Linked DNA regions of Mus musculus: region 1 is linked to region 2. Evidence: chromatin contacts called from ENCODE Hi-C or POLR2A ChIA-PET data. All regions are on one chromosome and are shown on one strand. Each heading gives the region's core, a stretch centred on a gene start or an enhancer-like site at or near the end of the contact. The rest is flanking DNA. Distances are from core to core; before and after follow the strand shown. Region 1 holds the start of Mlf2 (myeloid leukemia factor 2). Region 2 holds the start of Cops7a (COP9 signalosome subunit 7A).

Region 1 (3,116 bases), core at 3-2,502, 34 kb before region 2:
CTGTCAGCTTACGTTAACTATATCACTGTTTCTTCTCTTAGCACTATTTTTTTCCCACTAGCAATGATCAAATCGAAAGAAGCTGAGAGTCTCTGCTCCCAATCTTTTCCTGAGTAACCACTGACCCTTTTCCCTCAGGGAGTTGGTTAGAATAAACCTTTCTCTTCAGATCAGGTTCCACACGGTACCAATGTGGCTGACAGCCAGAGTAAAGAACTTGGGACAGTTTTGAGTTTGGATCTCTGTGGGTCAAAGTCTACCCAATACAGTTCAAATCCTCTGACCCAAAGGGGAGGGCTCTTCTCTCCAGCTCAGCCAGATTTTGTGCAAGACAATTAGTATGTCAAAATACCAGTCTCTGGCTTTGGAGTCAGCCCTCTTGGGCTTACTTTTTAGCTCCACCCCTGGGTGATTCTGCTTAATTTAGCTCTCCACCCCTTTATTCTTCTAAACTTTAGTCCCTTGACCTATCTACCTGCTCAGAACAAAGAAAGTTTTAAAGACCTACGACCTAAAGGAACTGGACTATAGCTTAGTGGTAGGGCATGTGCTTGGTATGCCCAAGGTCCTGAGTTGGGTCCTGAGCACTAAAACCAAAACCAAAAAACGACAACAAAAAGCAAACAGACTTCAGAACTAACGCCTTTGCCCAGGCCAACCCTTCACAGACAGGTCCTGGAGTGGTCCAGAAGCCTAAGCCAACACCGAGTCCTAAGGAGCTAAGGATCCAGCCCGGCCCAGGATCGCCCTCTGGCGGCCAAACTCCCAACCTGGATTCCCTTCCCTGGTTGGCCTTTTCCAAGGCTTAACTAGACCTGAGCTAAATTGTCACCTCCTTCTCTGCGTCACTCGGAGGACACCGCCCGCCCGAGCGTCTCTCCAGAGGGACAGGCCCACGCGCTCCCCTGGTTAAGCGCCCCTCCTGCAGTGTGTTTAAAGGTCCCCGCAGGGATCCGCCCCACCGATCGCCCCCAGACAGCCCGCCTCTCCCCCCCCCCCCCCGCAAAAAAGGTGCGGCACACCCTGCCCCCACGTTGCGCTCAGCCGGTCCCTCCCGATTCCGCTCCGCCCCCCCCCACCTTTGCAGGAGCCTCTTCCTGTCCCCAGATCCCCGAGCCAGCTTAATGACACCTCCCACCCGCCCCAGAGGACCCGCCCTCCGGGGCTCCACGGCGCGCGCGCCGCCCTCCCTCCCAAGCAGGTGGGCGGAGCTCCCGCAGCCCGCCCCCGGGGCCGTCCGTCGTGACGTCACTTCCGTTCGGGCCTGACCGAAGATCGGCTTCTCGGGCCGAGGGCGGGGGTACGGAGGTGGCAGGCGAAGGCAGGAGGCGGTGCGGGAGGCGAGAAGCTGCCGCGCGGACCAATCCTTGCGTCCCGGGCCGCGACCCTGCTCCTGCAGCGCCCCGAGGAGAGGCCGGCCGGATGGGCCGCTGAGCCGGAGTCGGGGACCGGTGAGGCCAGGGCGCCGCGGCCCGCACGGCTGCAGGGATGCGATCCCGGGAGTGGACCTTCCTCTCCGGCTCGCCCGGCGGGAGGCACGGGCTGGGGCAGTGGCGGCCCGGATCGGTGGGCAGTGAGGCCTGCCCGGGGAGGCCTGGTAGCGCCCAGTGCCAGCAGAAGGCGGAGTAGTTGGGGGTCATTAATGGGGTGGCGGGCCGCCGTTCGAGATTCTCATCGAGTCTGGCGTCGGAGGAGGAGCTGACCGTGGCTCGGGGAAGAGAGGATGGCGGGCGGGGGTGGAGGGGCACCACTAAGAGGCTTGGGAAAAATTCCATGACCGGCTTGGAGAGCTGCTGGCTCTCAGGTCTCATAGGTTATATGGCTCACCTGGCGAAGGATCTTCCCTGGAGTTTGGAGGGGTCAGTGATAGTGTATGCAAGAGGCAGCCTTAAGAGTAGCAACACTGAGCTGGTGTGCATAAGCCTGGCCGCCTGCAGGAAACACAGCCTCCGTATCTTCACAGTGTGGAGCCCCCTGGAGCTGAGATCACGATGTTCCGCTTCATGAGGGACGTGGAGCCTGAGGATCCCATGTTCCTGATGTGAGAATTCCCTCCCCCTCGCGCCCTCAGCCCATTCGGATTCAGGTCTGAGCAGTTCAGGCAGACCTTTGAGTTGGTTCCCTTGGCTGGAACCAGTTAGAATTAGCTGGATACTCAGCTGCCGCTCTCAGAGGGAAGCCGGCATCCGTGCCACTGTGTACCCTGACTTCATTTCGGGGAGGTGAAGAAGGCTGGGGGTTAATCTGCCTTCTATAGTGTATGCTCACTCCGCAGGGACCCCTTCGCAATTCACCGTCAGCACATGAGCCGCATGTTGTCAGGCGGCTTTGGATATAGCCCCTTCCTGAGCATCACAGATGGTAACATGCCAGCAACCAGGCCTGCCAGCCGCAGGATGCAGGTAACAGTTGGAACATATCGAGACCTGGGGTGATTAGTTAAGTATGCTGCAGTTCTTGCCCTACAACCAGCTTTAAAGGGACATGACCTGCGTGGGAGGCAGACGAGTGGGGTCAGGAGTCTGGGAAAGGGGCTGTGTGACTCCTGTGGAAAGAAGGAAGGGGGGAACGGAGGCACTGACCTCCTTTGGTACATACAGTTGGTAGGGTGTAGTTCTAACTTCAGTTTCTCGTCTTGTAGGCTGGGGCTGTCTCTCCCTTCGGGATGTTGGGAATGGTGAGTCCCTGTCTTCTCTTCCTGTATCTCTTGCACAAGTGCATACACTCACGTGCGCGCGCGCACACACACACACACACACACACACACACACACACACACACCCCTTAAATGTTATTTCCAAATGCACCACTCTGGTGGTCTTAAAAATCTTCTCTTTGGATAGTTGACATGGTTCAGAGCCCATTGACTATAAGTTAAGGAGCTAGGGCTGCAGAAATGGCTCCCGAGTTAAGAGCACCTGGCTGTTCTTCCAGACAACCAGGGTTTGATTCCCAGCACCCACATGGCAGCTCACAACTGTCTGTATTTGTAGTCTTAGGGCATCTGATGCCATCTTCTGTTCTCCACCGTCATTGCATGAATGTAGAGAGCAGACGTACATGCAGACAAAACACTCATACACAGAAAGATAATAACTAGAACACTCAAATGCTAC
Region 2 (2,844 bases), core at 295-2,794:
ACTCAGAGATCCAACTCTTTCTACCTCCCAAATGTTAGTGACAGGATTATTAAGAGGTATCACTAGGCAGGCATGGTAGCACAAGTCTTTAATCCCAACACTCGAGAGGAAGAGGCAGAGGATCTCTGAGTTGAAGGCCAGCCTGGTCGACAGAGAGAGTTCCAGAACACAGTTATAGTACATAGAGAAACCCTGTCCTGAAAAAAAAAAAAAAAAAAAAACCAACACAAAAAGATATCATACTGGTGGACAAGCTGGAGTTTATCAGTGGTATTCTTAATGACTTGTTCTTTTGCTTCAAAATTAAAGATTTCTGCTTGCTTCAGCAACACATATACTAAAACTGGAACGATCCCGAGAAGATTAGCATGGCCCCTGAGCAAAGACGACACTCCAATTTGTAAAGCGTTCCATATTTTTAAATAACAAAAAAAATTATGCATGAGACATAGGCAGGGATTTCCCACACATTCAAGGCCACCTTAGACCATAGTTACTAGTTTAGGGCAGCCAGGACTACACAGTGAAATCCTGACTCAAAGTGTGGGTACAGAGGGAGGGAGCACTAAGTTTACAGACCCTTTATCTGTAAGATAATGAAGACCTTTATTTGATTGATTTATTTTTCCATGTTGAGAGCTAATTATCGGTACCCCGATCACCTGAGTGGTTACTGGGTACAAAAAACGAGCCCAGCACTCAAGAGTTAACTTTGGTCCCAACGTTCTTTGGGGACTACCCAGGCAAGCAACACACCTCTCTAACATTAGGCATATCCAGCAGTTCCCCAAACACGTAGACACCAGGGGCCTCCAGCACCTGGTGGATGAGTGTGGCCAGTGCCGCCCCCTTAGCCGACTTGGCAAGGAGCAGAAACTGCTCTTGGTTCTGCCCTGTCACCTTCACCTCCGCACTCATGGCTGCGCCGAGGTGCGGGGCTCTGGCCTCAAGATTTCTGGAGCTGCAAGGAAAGAGGAACGTGAAACTAAAGGTCCCTGGACCCTGCGAGGGTGGTCAGCTCGAAGGGACGGGAGCTGCACGCTCAAGAGGGACCCCGCCACATCCGCAGTGAGTAAGTGGGGTCCTGAGGTCTAAAAGGCAACTCGAGGGCTCCTCCAAGCCAGCCCCATCCTGGCTGCCACGCCCACCCGCTCCGTCATCCCGGGCCCAGTCCCAAGCCCCACCACGTGCACCCCATTGAGTTCCAAGACTGATGAACCAGGGAAGGGAGAGATAGCACATGGTGTCTACCGGACGACGACGAACCCCCACTTCGGGACGCGAGTCGTGCACGTGGCCGCCCCCACGTGACCTCACCTCCTCGCGCCTGACTCGCGGCTCCACCCCCTCCCTTAAAGAGGCAGCCCCGGGACCGGCCGGGGTCTGCGCCCAAGGCCAGGTCGTACCCCCGGACCGACTGCAACCGACGGCTACCTGGAAGCCTCGTCTCCCAGCGCACGGGGCGGGGCGGCCGCTCCGTCACCTCCGGCAGCGGCTCCCAAGCCTTTCCTGCCACCTCCCCGCAGGGCCGCTCTAGCCGCTCGCTTCTATGGCCAGCTTCCGGCCGTACTTCCGCTCTCGGGAGGCGGGTTCCGGGCGGCTCCGGCCTGCTTCCGTTTCCGGACCGCGGGAGGCGCGAGAGCGGCGCCCATCTTCCGCTCTGTCCGTGCATCTTTATGGGTGCGAGAGCGGTGAATGCAGGGTGCGGAGAGGACCTCGGCTCTGCGGAGGTCCGGGGGAGCGACCCTCCCGGGAGCTGCAGGACAAGGCAGGATGGCGGCCCCGAGTTCCTGCGGCGACGTGAGCGTTAGCGGAAGGCGAGAATTCGCAGAAAGAAAAAATAAGGGAGAAAGGAGAGAAACGAGGCTATAAATAGTCCAACAACTTATCCACTCTTTTTAAAGAGCAGAAGAAAAGTTTAAAGGGTAAGGGGGCAGGAAGTGGTAACACATGCCCCCACCCCACCCCCCGGCGTATTGGAGGTAGAGGTAGGGGAGAATCAGGAGTTCAAAACCAGCCTCAGCTCCATCGCAGATTCCAAGCCAGTTTGAGCAACATGAGAACCGGTCTCAATAAGAAAGAAAACAAACCCCCGAGTGATTAAGGGGGAAAAGGAAGTGTATTGGTTAGGCTTTTGAGGTTTTCTTCCCATAGAAGTTTCAGATCGCATGACCAGACTTTTGGCCATGGTTACTACAAATAAATATTGAGTCATTTTTTTAGTCTTTGGATCCCAAATTAGCAAGGAGAAAAGTGTGAGTGGAACCAAGGCAGATGAGGAAATTTAAAAGTTAAAGGATTCAGCCGGGCACTTGTAATCCCAGCATCCAGGAGGCTGAGGCAGGAGGATTGCTATATGTTGGGAGGTTATCCCGGGCTACAGTGTGAGAGACCCTATCTCCCAAATATCATGGTGGTACACACCTTTAATTAGGTGGATTTCTGAGTTGGATCATCCGCCACTAAATAGACCAGGTTTCAAAATGAAACAAAACAAAAATCCTTACAGAAACCATATAAGGAGGAAATTAAGGTAAAGCCAGGTTTACTGTTAGATGATTTGTAATCCTATCACTCAGTAGGCTGAGGCAGGAGAATTGGACCTTCAAGGGCTGAGTTCTGGAACTAACCTGTAGGACAAAGAAATATGGATAGGGTCCAAGTGCATACCTGTCTGATTCCGTCGCTTCCTTCGAGGGATGGTGGTGCATGCTTGTGGTCTAGCACTTGGGAGGCTAAGTCAGGAGTATCTTAGGCCCAAAGGCCATGTGAGCTGCATAGTTCCAGGCTGAGAGTGGGAGAGAGAGAAGAGTTAGAAAACAAGGCAATGAATGGGCTGGAGAG

What was found. Hi-C counts contacts between places; a loop is a spot of excess contacts on that map. ChIA-PET counts read pairs that join two places held with the same protein, here RNA polymerase II (POLR2A).
Region 1: a loop to region 2 is called in a map of gastrocnemius, with 8 times the contacts of the local background. The contact joins the promoter of Mlf2 here to the promoter of Cops7a in region 2. A Hi-C loop is called at or near these places in 8 of 37 maps with a recorded cell type or tissue (T-helper 1 cell, gastrocnemius, heart and 1 more). POLR2A ChIA-PET finds 5 or more read pairs at or near these places in 4 of 5 experiments (Patski and embryonic stem cell).

The regions. Positions count from the first base shown.
Region 1 is chr6:124,930,136-124,933,251 of GRCm38, forward strand. It overlaps Mlf2 (myeloid leukemia factor 2), which reads left to right and starts at 1,253. Exons shown (of 9, transcript NM_001170341.1): 1 at 1,253-1,451; 2 at 1,964-2,041; 3 at 2,276-2,402; 4 at 2,642-2,677. The coding sequence starts at 1,992.
Region 2 is chr6:124,963,968-124,966,811 of GRCm38, forward strand. Cops7a (COP9 signalosome subunit 7A) reads right to left here and starts at 1,545. Exons shown (of 8, transcript NM_001355542.2): 1 at 1,435-1,545; 2 at 757-961. The coding sequence starts at 918. It overlaps Gm23851 (a small nuclear RNA gene), which reads left to right and starts at 316; the gene lies at 316-420.